Linked DNA regions of Homo sapiens: regions 2 and 3 are each linked to region 1. A link is an interaction called in ENCODE POLR2A ChIA-PET data of the cell type or tissue named here. Cell type or tissue: A673. All regions are shown on one strand.

What was found. Peaks named below come from ENCODE experiments on the same cell type or tissue, not always from the same donor. Only the 100,000 strongest peaks of a DNase experiment are listed, where the experiment ranks them.
Region 2: POLR2A ChIA-PET joins it to region 1 with 9 read pairs; 2 of 35 experiments call an interaction of 5 or more read pairs at or near these places.
Region 3: POLR2A ChIA-PET joins it to region 1 with 5 read pairs; 2 of 35 experiments call an interaction of 5 or more read pairs at or near these places.

Annotation. Positions count from the first base shown.
Region 1 is chr15:57,442,334-57,447,333 of GRCh38, forward strand. CGNL1 (cingulin like 1) reads left to right here. Exons shown (of 19, transcript NM_032866.5): 4 at 40-145. Among named protein-coding and RNA genes, the nearest start is that of CGNL1, 68 kb to the left of the region's middle. In A673, no CTCF peak of the experiment used is centred here; a DNase peak (open chromatin) is centred at 2,948; H3K27ac peaks cover 1,210 bases.
Region 2 is chr15:57,710,681-57,715,680 of GRCh38, forward strand. GCOM1 (GCOM1, MYZAP-POLR2M combined locus) reads left to right here. Exons shown (of 17, transcript NR_104371.3): 16 at 1,304-1,508; 17 at 3,856-5,000. It overlaps POLR2M (RNA polymerase II subunit M), which reads left to right. Exons shown (of 4, transcript NM_015532.5): 3 at 1,304-1,508; 4 at 3,856-5,000. The coding sequence ends at 3,999. Among named protein-coding and RNA genes, the nearest start is that of POLR2M, 6.5 kb to the left of the region's middle. In A673, no CTCF peak of the experiment used is centred here; no DNase peak of the experiment used is centred here.
Region 3 is chr15:57,322,443-57,327,442 of GRCh38, forward strand. It overlaps LINC01413 (long intergenic non-protein coding RNA 1413), which reads left to right. Exons shown (of 5, transcript NR_120337.1): 3 at 463-685; 4 at 1,404-1,490; 5 at 2,408-2,597. It also overlaps the pseudogene NDUFB10P1. Among named protein-coding and RNA genes, the nearest start is that of LINC01413, 5.8 kb to the left of the region's middle. RefSeq lists an enhancer at 1,064-1,571. In A673, no CTCF peak of the experiment used is centred here; DNase peaks (open chromatin) are centred at 1,539 and 2,049; H3K27ac peaks cover 2,216 bases.

The DNA of each region.
Region 1 (5,000 bases):
TTGTGTCCCTCATTGTTTTCTCTGCTGTCCCTTTTTCAGAAGCACTGATAATGACGATGCTACTAAAAGGAAAGTCAACTTGGTCTTTGAGAAAATCCAGACCTTAAAGTCTCGAGCAGCTGGGAGCGCCCAAGGAAATAACCAAGTAAATGGAAGTTTTGTATTTTGTAGAGTGCATTTAGCATGGAATGTGGTAAACAACTTGCTGTTTCTTCAGTCTGTATGTTTGTTTATAGCAGTAAGTGGGAAGTTGCCTGAGTAGTGAGGAGTACTCTTCATGTTTTACATGTTGCAGCAACATTTTATTGAGACAGAGTCTCTGTCACCCTGGCTGGAGTGTAGTGGTATGATCTTGGCTCACTGCAACCTCTGCCTCCTGAGCTCAAGCCATCCTCCTACCTCAGCCTCCCAAGCAGCTGGAACTACAGGCATGTGCCACCACACCCGGCTAATTTTTGTGTTTTTAGTAGGGTGAGGGTTTCACCATGTTGCTCAGGCTGGTCTCGAACGTCTGGGCTCAAGCAATCCACTCACGTTGGCCTCCCAAAGTGCTAGGATTACAGGCGTAAGCCACCATGCTTGGCCTTTCCCAGCCTTTTTTCCAGAAAAGTTTAAAGATATTTTATTTAAAAATACATAGACTATAACAGGATGATACAAACAGATGGCGAGATTTAGAAGAGGAAAATAAGAATAGGAAGACTAGCATTGTCATAGGCAAACATGGAAGGTAAGTGTGAACAGGCTTGGACCCAAGCTCTGGAGCTTCAGGTGTGAAAGAGAATGGGACTAGAGACTGGTGACACTGATCAGCTGTGGTGCAGGGGACAGGAAAGAGCCCAGTGGTGCCAAGTTAGTTTTTAAATAACTGCCTGTCTGATTGATTGTGCTGAATTTGAGTGGGGACATAGAGATTTTTTTGGTTAAGGAAGGAGCCCTCTCACATTTGATAAACAACTACTCTATGTCAGACACACCTGGTGCCCTGGAAGGAAGCCACTCGTAAGAGAGTACGGCTAAACACTCGTTCCTCAATCTTCCACCGCCTTGTGTGGAACTCATTTCTTGCTTGTCCATCTTCCTTTCCCCTCCCAGGGGAGTTCTGCATGGGAAGGAAAGAGGAAGACACCTGGAGGCAGGTAACAGGAAACTTGTCTGTAGCTTCTTTCTAACTTGGGAAGCGTACATACAGGGGATAATTTTAGGCGTCAACCTACCATCTTTACTACTTGTTATTCCCCCAGCACTCAGCTAACCCATGACTGCTGCTGTGGCCTCAAATAGAACAATGCCGTACACACACATACGCAATTCCCACTGGGGAATCTTTACACCATAGTCCTTGCGTATTACACCATAGTCCTTGCATATACATAGCCTTGAGGAGCTCTACATAGTTCTTAAAGTCAGTCCAGTATTTGTTTGCTAAAACTCTGAAGTCCAAATTATCAACACGATTCTTGTTTTTTTGTATACCTGCATACAGGCTATGCAGGGAGTGCGGGTTGGAATCTCACCGGCTGTTACAGAGCAATATAAAGGGTCTTGAACACAGGGGCTTTGGGTATAACTTAGCTAACAGATGAGTCTTCAACAAATATCCTTTTTATATTGTTTTATTGGGGTATAACTTATATAAAGTAAATTACACAAATTGTATCTGTACAGTTCATTGAATTTTTAACATAGTTTTGCATCCATGCAAATCTCAACCAGATCAAGATGCAGAACACTCCCATCACCCAGGTTTCCTGGGTTTCTTCCCCCATCAGTTACACCCCATTCTTCTGGAGGTAATCATATCCTGACTTCTATCACCTAGAGTCGTTTTGCCTTTCTTGACTTTTATATAAATTTTCACAATATGTATTCTTGTGTGTGTAGCTGCATTTCCTCAACATTATATCATCAAGATTCATTAGTGTTGCATGTACTCGTAGTTTTTTTTGGTATCGAAATGTAATTTTCCATTGTATCTGTATAACATAGTGTGTATTCTTGGTGTACATTTCTGGTTTGGGGCTATTAGGAATAAAGCTACTGTGAACATTATTGTACTTGTTTGGGGAGGGGAGTAAACACATTCACTCATTTCTCTTGAGAATATACCTAGAAGTAAAATTGCTGAGTTGTGAGTTAGGCATGTGTTTAACTCGTAAATTATACCTGTTTGTTCTTAGAGTGAGCGCAGTCTTTGGCCTTGATGTTGAGATTGTCCTTGTGGGTCACAGACTAGGGGTGAACAGCCTGAACTGGGTAAGTCAGGGTAGCCCTTCTAGGGACAGTGACACTAATGGTGCCCCAAGAGATCATAGAATTATTTGTGAGAAGAAGGGAAGCTGGGGTGTTCTAAGTTAAGTGACTAGCACAGACAAATATAAAGAGGCATGGGTTGCCATGTTAGAGGGAATTTAGTGTAGTGGGAACACAGAGCCAGGATGGGCTGAGGAAGAGCCTGGTAGCAAGGACATTGGAAGTTGGAAGTTATGTAAGAAGTTTCCATTTCGGGCTGGGAAGGGGATGGGTTACCATTGTTGGATTTTAAACAGATGTGAATACCATTGTGTTTGTGAAAGTTTATTCCTTTTGTGGCTTTTGGAAAGAGGTAAGATTAGAGGAAGAGAGACCAATGAAAAGCTAATGCCTGTCTAGGTGTGGTCCCTCACACCTGTAACCCCGGCACTTTGGGAGGCTGTGGAGGGAGGGTTTCTTGAGGCCAAGAGTTTGAGACCAGCCTGGGCAATGTAGTGAGACCCTGTCTCTAGAAAAATTAAAAAATTAGCCAGGCGAGGTGGCACATGCCTGTAGCCCCAGCTACTCAGGAAGCTGAGGCAGAAGTCACTTGAGACCAGGAGGTGGAGGCTGCAGTGAGCTATGATTGTGCCACTGTACTCCAGCCTGGGTGACAGAATGAGTCATTGTCTCTTAAAAACAACAACAAAAGAAGCTGCCAAATCAAGAGATGATGAGAAAATGAACCAAGACTTTTAGACTTCAGGTTCCTATTACAGCTCCATGACTGTTTAATTGCCACGTTTTCCTACTCCTCTTCCCTCCCTCTTAGGTTTGGAATCTGATTACTTGCTGGCAAAGGTTTTAGAGTTTTATCTTTGCGGTGTCACTTAAGTGATTAGGAGAGAATGTAAGAACCCTCTCCCTTAGGGACGGAGACCATACTGGAAAACAGCAAAGCAGGTAGAGATTTTGTATGGGAAAGAACAATGTATAATTTCCCTCACTGGGTTGGATTTCTGTTTCTAAAATGGATTGTTATTTTGCCTAAGAAAATTGGAAGTTGTGTGTTTGTGTTTCTAATCATCTTCACAGGAGTAGGTAGGGAAGTACCTCATTCCAAGTTTATCACACACAACTTGCACCTGGATTCAGGGATGTGTGAGCCAAGATGCCGCCGTTTCTAGCTTTGATTCCTACTTTTATTTCTTCCCCTCAGCTATTTGTAGTTTTCTAACCACTTTACTGTAGGATTTTAGCCAAATCCTTTTGAGAGAATCATCATGTTATTTTCATGGAAGAAGAAGAAGAAAAAAAGATCCATTAATATTCATACTCAGATCAGAGAGATAATATTTTGTAATAGACTCTCTTCAATCAGATCCCTCTTCATTATGGAAATGTAACATCTAAAAGGAGAAAGCCAATTTAGCTAACATACACTTATTTACTACTTGCATACAGGCTATGCAGAGAGGGATGGAATCTCACTGGCGGTGACTCAGCAATAATCTCTAGTGTAATGTAGATTACACTGTAACAAATATATGTATAAAGGGTCTTGGGAACACAGAGGCAGGGGCTTTGGGTATAACTTAGCAAACAGATAAGTCTTCAACAAATATCTGTTTTTATATTGTTTTATTGGGGTATAACTTATATAAAGTAAATTACACAAATTCCATCTATACAGTTCATTGAATTTTTAACATAGGTTTGCTTCCATGCAAATACCATCTAGATCAAGATATAGAACACTCCCATCACCCAGGTTTCCTGGGTTTCCTGTGTTCCTTCCCCATAAATTGTCCCCCTTCCTTCTGGGGGTGATCATATCGTGACTTCTATCACCTAGAGTAGTTTTGCCTTTCTTGAATTTTACATACATAAAATTTTACAATATGTATTATAATAAGTATTCTCGTGTGTCCGGCTTCATTTCCTCAACATTATATCAGCAGGATTCATTAATGTTGCATATACTGGTAGCTATTTTGTATTGAAATGTAGTTTTCTGTTGTAATCAGTCAACATAGTGTATACTCTTAGTGGTCATTTCTGGTATTTAGCTGCTAGGTGTAATGCCAAACTGAACATTACTTTTTTTTTTTTTTTTTTTGTAAACACACTCACTCATTTCTCTTGAGAATATATCTGAGAGTATAATTTGTGGGTTGTAAATTAGGTGTACTTTTAACTGTTAAATGTTCCCAAATGATTTTACACAGTGATTGAAACAATTTACACTCCTGGTAGTGCAGCATGCCAGTTCCAGTGGCTATATATCCTCTGTAATACTTAGACTCTTTTCCATTACTTTGGTCTACTTGTCTCTCCTTACACTACTATCGTACGGTTTAAATACTGCCACTTTAGTAAGCCTTCAGATCTGGTAGCTTTATTCTTCTCCGAGATTATCTTAGCTATTCTAGGTCTTTTGCCTTTCCATATAAACTTTTATCAGCTTGTCAGCTTCCACCAAGAAAAGCCTCTAGGAATTTTGATTGGGATTATACCAAATGCATAGATAAATTTGGTGGAACTGACGTCTTAATATTATTGGTGTTCTTATTTGTGAACATGAACTTTGTCCCCACTTATTTATGTCTTAGCATCTCTCAGCAGCGTTCCGTCATTTTTGTTAGAGAGGTCTCGCACATCTTTCATTTAGATGTAGTCCCTTTCCAGTGCTGTTCATTCCTTTCTGTACTTCTGTGTTTCCATCTCGGACTGGTTTCCTTCAGCCTGGAGAACTATTTTTTGAATAT
Region 2 (5,000 bases), 270 kb after region 1:
GTCATTTAGCTGGGAGTGGGAGAGAGGTAAGGGAATAGTGAAGAGGGCTACCAAGAATTCAGGAAGTTTAAGAGACAGGGAGCCTCCTGTATAAGTTAGAGGAGAACAGGAAAGGCAGGGCTTTGAGGAGTCCTTAGGCCATAGACAGGTAGGGATTGAGAGGGTTCCGTGTGAGAGGTGGCTTGGAGGTTGGAAGGTGGGGTCAGGTAGTGTCCTTTGGGTCCTTTCTGCTCTTCCTTCTGCATACTCTTCTGGCTTCATGTATCACCTGGATGCTGGAGGCTGACCCCTGTGCACCTCTATCCCAGATCTTCCCAGAACTTTAGGTTTGCATAGCCAATTAACCATGAAACTTGATCACTTGGGTGTTCCCAGGTACCTCAGCTTAATGATGTACAAAGTGGAACTGCAGTTTCTTTCCAAGGTGATTTCCATATTCCCTAATAGTGCCACCACCTTCTCGGTTTTCTTCCCCTAAGGTATCTTCGATTTTTCTCATCTCCATATCTGCTAGCCATGAAGACCTACTTATTTCTTTGATCTTCATCTCTATAATTGTTCTTCATCTTCTGTCGAAGTGAAGACTCTCATCTCTCTCGGGCTGTAATTGTGGCCCCTTCTACCTCTAGTCTTAACTACCAGTCTATCTCCACTGCTGCCAGAGTGAAATTTGTAAGATGGAAATCCGAACTTGTTACGGAGAACTCTTCATTGCAGTCTGGGCCTAGGCTACTTCCCAGCCCTCTTTCTCGCTGTCTTTTCTGTGTAGCCAGAAAAGCTGAGTCTGTCTACCTTCTGTACTTTCTCTCACTCCCCTTGCTGGGATGCACTTCTCTCCTTATTTACATGGGTAAGCAGTTATTATTCCAAGACTGTTCAAAGCTTTTTTGAAACTTTTCTTAGCCTCCCTGTCTCCCACTAGAACTGGCCATTTCCTTATGTTCCAATGTATCTTGTTGAGATATCTATCACAGTATCTCTGGTATTGTATTGCACTGAAACTTTACATGTGTATTTCTTTCTACTGGGCAATAAGCCCTTTTGCAAATGTTCTTTGAATAAATGAAAAAAAAAAAAAAAACTCCAGATGAAATACAAGGTTTGAATAAGGAAGGAAAAGGCAAAGAGCCTGTATGCACACAAACACACCCCTATTTGTTAGAGCAATGAATACTGGTAAATTACTTACTGTTACCTTTGGAGGAGAATTAATTGCTAAGGTAAAGGCCATTTGTGTGAATGTTTTAAATGTGTCTACAAATAAAATAATCTGATTGTATAACACAAGTTTTCCTTTCATCAGGTTACCTTTTCGACAAAATGATTCATCTAGTCATTGCCAGAAGAGTGGGTCTCCTATTTCCTCAGAAGAGCGGCGGCGCAGGGATAAGCAGCATCTTGATGACATCACAGCAGCTCGGCTTCTACCACTTCACCATATGCCCACGCAGCTGCTCTCCATAGAAGAATCCTTGGCACTTCAGAAACAGCAGAAACAGAATTATGAGGTATTTAGAGTATTTTTTTTCTTGTCTGTTTGTTGGGTGCTGCTTACATAAGCTAGAATTTACTCCAGGTTCAAGGAGGAAGGAATGGAATAGAGGGGATTAGGTGCTTCCATGAGCTCAGATCTATGCCACTAGTTTTCAGAGAGTCACAAAGTTGCTAGAACTGCAGGAAGTAGCTAGAGATGATCACAGCTACCTTCAACATTAAAGTGGTGATTTGCCTGGAGATGTGGGGAGACTTGTAGAATTTCATGTCTTAAAGCTCATTTACCTGCCTGTTCCTGTTAGGATAGTAGTAGCATCGCATCTCTCCCTTTCACCTTGTAAAACTCATGTGACAGCTTCTCAGTGGCGGACTCAAACCCAGACCCCTTGTTAGAGAATGAGGAGAATGTAGTTCCCAGGCTTCCATCTTCTGCAGTACAGGGGAGGGCATAGAAGGAGTGGGAGGATAATGTTGTGTAGCCAGCAGACAGTGAGACACTGCTTTAGAGCATAATCTGCAGGCCCATGTGAAGAGAGAAATATCTCCTGCTTTTGGCAGCTTAATCAATTTTGCATAGCACTTTGTTTCCATGTGTTTTGCATTGAACTTCAAACATGTATGTTGAGAGTTTGTATACAGAATAATGGGATGGGAGAAAATAAGTGTGAAGGACCATAGGGGAACAGAAAAGTTTAGAAGTATTTAGTAATAATTTTAGCCTCCAGGAGAACAGTATCCTGTCTCACTTCCTAGGTATTGATTAGCTAGATTTTAGTCAGGTACTAGTGCACCAACTAGTATAACACCAGACTGTTCAGGAGTTCGAGACCAGCGTGGGCAACATAGCTAGACTCCATCTTTACCAAAAAATTAGCCGGGCATTGGGGCATGCAACTGTGGTTCCAGCTACCTGTGGGGCTGAGGTAGGAGGATTGCTTGAGCTCAGGAGGTCGAGGCTGCAGTGAGCCGCAGTCACACCACTGCACTCTGTATAGCCTGGGTGACAGAGTGAGACCCTGTCTCAAAAAAAAAAACAACAAAACAGGCTGTTAATCTGCTTTGGCTTTTCATAAAAGCCTTGGCATGGATTGGCATTATCAAGGTGCTCTTTTTGAAAAAAACCATTTTTCTTTCAGTGCATTAAAATGACTGTCTAGTTATGGCTGTAGCATTGAGGAAGTGTTTACTGTCTCTGAGCTCTTAAATGCCTGTCCTAAGATATTTTTAGGTTGAATTAAACCCTTCATCTTTAAATTGTTTTTTTTTAGCAGAGAAGTTGTAGTGGTAATAGCTCCCACTTTTACTGACCCATATTCATGGCTTGAAGAGGAGGACATCAAGAAGTTCAAGAAAGCATGAGAAAAGGGAAGAACTGAATTAGGAATGACATTGCCACCTACCATCAGTTGGTGGTAAAGTCCTTGGGAGTTTTTAAGTACATTGCCAGTGTCTGAAATTTACTTGGACTTTTTATTGGATACTAGTTGCTGTAGGACTTTATTTGGAGAGGAATAGTCAGCTTTTTAGTATTAATTTCTTGATTTTCATTTTGCCATTGAAATGTAATTCCCAAGTCTGGAAGTCATGATTGTAATTAGGGAAGAAGGTCCTGTCAGTTGTAGAAATCTAGACAGCATTAGTCCTTCTTTTTTTTTTTTTTTTTTTTTTTTTTTTTTTTTTTTTTTGAGACGGAGTCTTGTTCTGTCACCCAGGCTGGAGTTCAGTGGCGCAGTCTCAGCTCACTGCAAGCTCCGCCTCCCGGGTTCACGCCATTCTTGTTCATTCTTGTGAACCCGGGAACACGCCGGGTTCACAGGCACCCGCCACCACGCCCGGCTAATTTTTTGTATATTTAGTAGAGACGGGGATTCATCGTGTTAGCCAGGATGGTCTCGATCTCCTGACCTCGTGATCCGCCTGCCTCAGCTTCCCAAAGTGCTGGGATTACAGGCGTGAGCCACTGCACCGGGCCCCAGCATTAGTCATTTTTGACATTTGATAGGTCAAATTGTTATGTGAGTGTGTATACATGTGCATGTGCCCCCATATTTAACGCATCTGTATTTATAAGTATTGTAGTGCTAAGCTCATTACTCAGTTTCTTATATAGAGGAGTGTATTTCAGTGCAATGTTGTATATTAATGGAGGTCAGTAACTTCAACTGTAGCAGGCTGGTGGCTGTCAGAAGCATTACCCAGTTGTGTCTGATAGGGCACAGCCATCAGGCTTGTATTGCCCAAGGGAGCACTCAGTGAGGTGTCAGTGTCCCTCTTATTGCTGATTCTAGGTAACTTCCCATTGAAAAATTGTAAGGAAGAGATGTGAACGTGTAACTTTGTGCTTTGCTCTTTGTTTTAAAGGAGATGCAAGCAAAGCTCGCAGCGCAAAAATTAGCTGAAAGACTGAATATTAAAATGCGGAGTTATAATCCAGAAGGGGAGTCTTCAGGGAGATACCGAGAAGTAAGGGATGAAGATGACGATTGGTCCTCTGATGAATTCTGAAGATAATCTCCTAAATCACTGACGTTGAGATGTCATCATCTTACATCAGACTTTCTAACTAGTATCAAGATCAGTGTCAGATATTGTTGAGGGAAGTAATTTTATAAAGTTACACAAAGGTAGTTATAAAAAAAGCCCAGTTTGTCTTTCAGAAGGTGACTTTCATGTGCTTGAAAAGTTTAATATTTGAATATTGTGTTTAACCACATGGTATTAAAATTTTGCAATATATTGTGTATTGGTCTGATATTTTAGTATATAGTAGAACATACTTTTTTTTTCTTTAAGCCAAATGAAAAGAGGTAACTTTGCTTTTTTCCTTTTTCTTACCTATCAAATAGCATTTATTACATGTCTTTCAGTGAAATACTTAGTTGTTCCAGGCACCTAAAATCAATTAGGAAGACATAGTTCCCTTCTTTTTTGGGTAATGAAGGGAGCAGTCTAAAGAATTGTATGCATGTTTGCATGGGGTTATTGAGACATTGGATGTGAAATACCTAGGAAGACATGTATGGAGAATGCTTAACAAATGCTCTTCTCCTTTTTCTGTCTTCCCTTAGGAAGAACGTTATCTCTCTTCTGATTAGGAAGGACTTCCCTTTTGAGTAGATGCTGGAAAGTGGAGGTTTTTTTTGTTGGTTTGTTTGTTTGGTTTTGTGTTTTTTTTTGAGATGGGGTCTTGCTCTGTCGCCCAGGCTGGAGTGCAGTGGCAGGATCTCGGCTCACTGCAATCTAGGTGGAGGTCTTTTTAAATAACCTCATGTTACTTCAGGCAAATCTGGTACAGGAGAAGCCCAAGCTAACTGAGCTGGGTGAAGGCTTGTGCATCACCTGGCTTGAGTTCCTTGCTGTCACAGATGATAGGTTCATGTACACAACATTAATGTTTGATAAGGAAAGCATTTTTTTTTTGTTAAAATTGAATTGTCAGTACTTTACTTTTTTCCCCCCAAATAGGTATATATAGACTGCAGAAGCTTCAGTCCCATATATAAACG
Region 3 (5,000 bases), 120 kb before region 1:
TGAAGATGGCCCCCTTTTCAAGAACCCTTCCTGGAATCCTGAGTTTGGGGGTCGTGATCTTTCCAATCCCGTATCCACGGTCACTGCCTTCACCTGAATGCGATTGCAATTCGCTAGCCCTTCAATTCAACAAATATTCTGGAATGATTAGCGTGTGCTGTGACAATGACAAATTCCGATACGGGAAGACATGAATTAAATGATCACGTTCACCCACGCGTGATTAGAAACAGGGAAGGGTAAAGAAGGAAGAGAAAACGGCTTCCTGAGAGCTTGCCTGGGGTCTGGAAGGATGAACACGGAGCTGGGGGCATGGAAGGGAGCTGTTCCCAGGAGAGTTGAGTGGGCTGGGCTGGCCTCTTGAGGCTGGGAGAGGTAGACGGTGTGTCTTGATCAGAGGAGCCATCTGGGAATCCTTTGAGGGTTTAAAAAGGGGAGTAACAGATCCAATTTTTATTTCAGGACAATCATGCTGGCTGTTAGTGAAGAATGGCCTGGAGCACTGGGTCTCCGCCCCAGCTGCCTGGGAGAAACTGTGTTGAAGGAGCCATACCCCCTGGCCTCCCCTCCAGACTCCAGACAACCCCAGTCAGCTGGCTGGGAGGGAGGCAGAAGAGAAACAGGGGTGCACCTGGGGCTCCTGCAGGGGTCCAGCCAGGAGATGGGGGCAACTTGGACAGGGACGGTGAGAGAGGAATGGGCTCGGGGGGCATTTGGGAGATGAAAAGGGCAAGGCTTGGCCATGAATTCCCATGGGATGAAAGAGAAGGAATTGTCAGGATTGAGTCCCAAGTTTCTAGCTCATGCAAATAAACAAACGGGGCATCCGCTGAGCTCAAGAGCATGGGGAAGGGGTGTTGGAGACTCTCCCGGGGACCCCTGCAGACTTCTGTAACCCCTTTGAGTTCTCGCAGGCAGAGGCCACGGTGGGTGGGGAGCAGGCCTTGGCAGGGTACCCGCCCCCCACCAGGCACCCTCCATCCTAGTAGCCCTTGGGGAGACATACTGTGGCCAGAGGAAGGGTACGGAGAGGTAGAGGAAGCCAACCGGTGTTCCCGGGCAGCCACCATGTGGTCAAAGGACCAGGCAGCTTGTTTGGAAGCGTCTCTGAGGCACAAAGTGCCAGGACCCAGTGCTCCCTGAGCCCTCCCAGCAGGAAAATGAAAACTCAGCAATGGGCTCCCAGGGAGGCGGGACTGGGGGTGCCTTCCATTTATGAGAGGCCCGCAGAGCAATTCCTGCCGCAGGGGTTTCTGATCAGTCAGAACATCTGCCCACGTTGATGTCTTCCAGCCACCTGATGCAGTGGCTTGGGCCTGTGGGTTGGGGGGAGTGGGATCTTAGGCCTGTTTTTTGGGTTAATAAATTTTGTGACCTTGGATGACATGTCACTTATCTCACAGATCCTGGGAAGGGCAGGAGGAGGAGTGAGACCTGGCCTGCCCTCTCCCTAGAGGCTCATCAGCTCCCTGGAGACAGACACGCCCTGGGTAAAGAACAGATCCCACTCAGCCAGGCAGAGTTTCCTGGAGGAGGAGGAGGGAGAGAAAGAGGGCAGGAAGAAGAGGGGAGGGTGCAGAGGGGGAGAAAGAAAGGAGGGGAGGAGGTGAAGAGAAAAGGGAGGAGGAGAAAGGAAAAGGAGAAAACCTGTTTTCTGTCTTTAACTGTCCTTCCCCTCAACTGGGACCCTGTGCTCCTCCTCCTCAGTCAGAACTCCCCCCTCAGGTCCCCCCACTTCACGTCCCTCCACACTTCCTGTCCCTCCCCCACTCATGTCCCTCTCCCCTTATGTCCCTCCCCCTATTGTGTCCCTCCTCCCCTTGTGTCCCTCCTCCCCTTGTGTCCCTCCCCCTCTCAGGTCCCTCCCCCTCCTCATGTCCCTCCCCATCACAGGTCCCTCCCCTCCTCATGTCCCTCCCCATCACAGGTCCCTCCCCTCCTCATGTCCCTCCCCATCTCAGGTCCCTCCCCGCCTCGTGTCTTCCTCCCCCTCAGGTCCCTCCCAACCTCCTATCCCTCCTCAGCTTGTGTTCCCCCACCGCTGTGTCCCTCACCCCCTCATGTCCCTCCCCCCTCAGGTCCCTCCCCCTCTCAGGTCCCTCCTATCCTCGTGTCCCTCCCTCCCTCAGGTCCCTCCCCCACTCAGGTTCCTCCCTCCCTCCTGTCCCTCCCCCGCTCAGGTCCCTCCTCCCCTCACATTCTTCTGTCTTCATTTACAGGCAGGAGAAATTTCAAAGTGTGTTTGTACCACAATTACTTTAAAACTCTAAAGTTGACCTTTAACGGTTTGTGGATGTTTTAATTTTACTTTTACGTGATAACCTGCAATAACTACACAGATGCATGCATTTTTGTGCTTATTTGTAAGTGCTTTCTTTAAAACTGCTTTTTTCTTACATCCTTTCAGTTCCTTTCCCTATGCCTGGAGCCTGGGTACCAGCTATTGAAAACTGCTTTTCTCCTTGTTCATTCAAACATATTCACACATAAAGGTTGTCATTCCTTTTTGTCACTATTTGACAAAAATTGGATCATACCGTATACAATTCTCTGCTATTTGTTTTGCTCACCTAACAATAAATACACTGTGAAAAATACCTTCAGATGAGTAGATATCAATCTTGTTCATTCTTTTTTTTTTTTTTTTTTGAGACAGGGTCTCACTCCCTTGCCCAGGTTGGAGTGCAGTGGTTCAGTCACAGCTCACTGCAGCCTCGCCTCCCAGGCTCAATCGATCCTTTCACCTCAGCCTCTCGAGTAGATGGAACTACAGGCATGCACCACTGAACCTGGCGAATTTTCATATTTTTTTGTAGAGATGGGGTTTTGACATGTTGCCTAGGCTGGTCTTAAATTCCTAAGCTCAAGAGATCCGCCTACTTCAGCCTCCGAAAGTGCTGGGATTACAGGCCTGGGCCACCTTGCCCTGCCTCTTACTCATTTTTTTATTCCAGGTTGCAGGGTTTTATTTCAGCAACACAGAGACAGTCAAGCACAGCCATACAGCAGGGGCATCCACAGCTGCCTCAGGAGGCGGCAGCGGTGGCCTCTTTTGCAGCTTTTCTCTCTTCCAGCATCCTCTGCTTGTGTTTGGCCCGGCACTTCCTGGCAGAATGGTGGGCCCCCAGGTCCTGATAGCGGTCCTGGTAAGCCTTGGCCACCTGGGTGAATGCTCCACTTCCTTGGCCCAGTTCTACCTGTAGTTGTCTTCTTCCCACTACTGACAGGTCTTGAGCCGCTCCTGGATAATATTGACGATTTCTTGATCGACTTTGTAGTCCCTCCTCCACTGCATTTCGGCTTCATATATGCACAGTGTTTCACGTGTCCATGTGAAGACACGTGAGACCACCAAGCAGGCTTTGTGTGAGCAACAAGCCTGTTTATTTCACCTGGGCGCAGGGGGCTGAGTCCTAAAAGAAAGCCAGCAAAGGGTGGTGGATTATCATTAGTTCTTACAGGTTTTGGGATAGGCGGTGGAGTTTGGAGCGATGTTTTGCTGGCAGGGGCTGGATCTCACAAAGTACATTCTCAAGGGTGGGGAGAGAATTGCAAAGAACCTTCTTCAGGGTGGGGGAGATTACAAAGTACATTGATCAGTTAGGGTGGGGCAGAAACAAATCACAATGGTGGAGTGTCATCAGTTAAGGCTATTTTCACTTCTTTTGTGGATCTTTAGTTGCTTCAGGCCATCTGGATGTGTACGTGCCAGTCACAGGGGATATGATGGCTCAGCTTGGGCTCAGAGGCCTGACACACAAGATGTTCTTCTCCTTGCGCTCAGTGATGCCCAGCACGCGGCAGTACTGCCGGTGGTAGTAGTAATACCTGTTCTTTGCGTGCTGCCACTCTATAAACTCTCACGAGGGTCGCCGGTCGGTCCACTAGGAGGTCGAAGGCCTTCATCAGGTAGACGACGGGGTTGGGCAGCCAAGTCTGCGATGACAGTGCTGGCATGTGGCGCGGGGGCGCAGGGTACACATCCTTGTCTCAGCTGTCCCACATGGCAGCAGTGAGCGCGGACTTCGCTCCTGGATGCGCTGCCCTGGCCTCCACCTCGGTCCCGGTCCCTACTGATTCTTTGTAATGGTTGTGTAATATTACATGGTGTGGACTTAATAAAGGACCCCTACGCAGCCAAGAGAGTTTTTTTCCCCAATGGGAAAACAGATTTTTTTTTTTTAATGTTTGAGATTTTAGTGAATTCTTTTTACCTGGCAAGGAGCTGAACTACCTGTACTGTTCAGAAGCCAAGTTCAGCAGTCTTGTATGTGGGATGTCTGTAAAGATTAAGAAAGGGGGCGGGCGTGGTGGTTCATGCCTGTAATCCCAGCACTTTGGGAGGCCGAGGTGGGTGGATCACGAGGTCAGGAGTTCGAGACCAGCCTGGCCAACAAAGGGAAACCCCCGTCTCTACTAAAAATACAAAAACTATCCGTGCGAGGTGGTGGGTGCCTGTAATCCCAGCTACTTGGGAGGCTGAGGCAGGAGAATTGCTTGAACCCGGGAGGTGGAGGCTACAGTAAGCGAAGATCGTGCCACTGCACTCCAGCCTGGCGACAAAGCAAGAGTCTCTCTCAAAAAAAAAAAAAAAAAAAAAAAAAAAAAAAAAGAATAAGAAATGGACTCTGCCCCAAGGAGTCTGTGCTCTTACCAGGGGGCAGAGCCACACGTGGCCATGAGACAGCTGCCCCTGGCAGCTGCACGGAGGAGAGCTTGACCGAGCATGCGGGAGGGAGGGCTTGAGGCTGGCCCGCTGGGAGGGGACAGCTCTGGCAGGAATCCTGGAAGGGCAGGTGTGGAGTCAGACATGATCTGATGTTCTGTGTGGCCAAGGCAGAAGGCCAGGCAGGAAAAACCCGGTTACTAAGAAGATTGGTTGAGCAGCCATCTCCCTCCCACTGACCGCCCCCCAGGAATCTGTATAACTTCAGCTTATTTTCAGCCTTTAGTTTCCCCTCGTTGGAGGTTGAGTGCCTGGTCTCTTGATTTTCTAACTG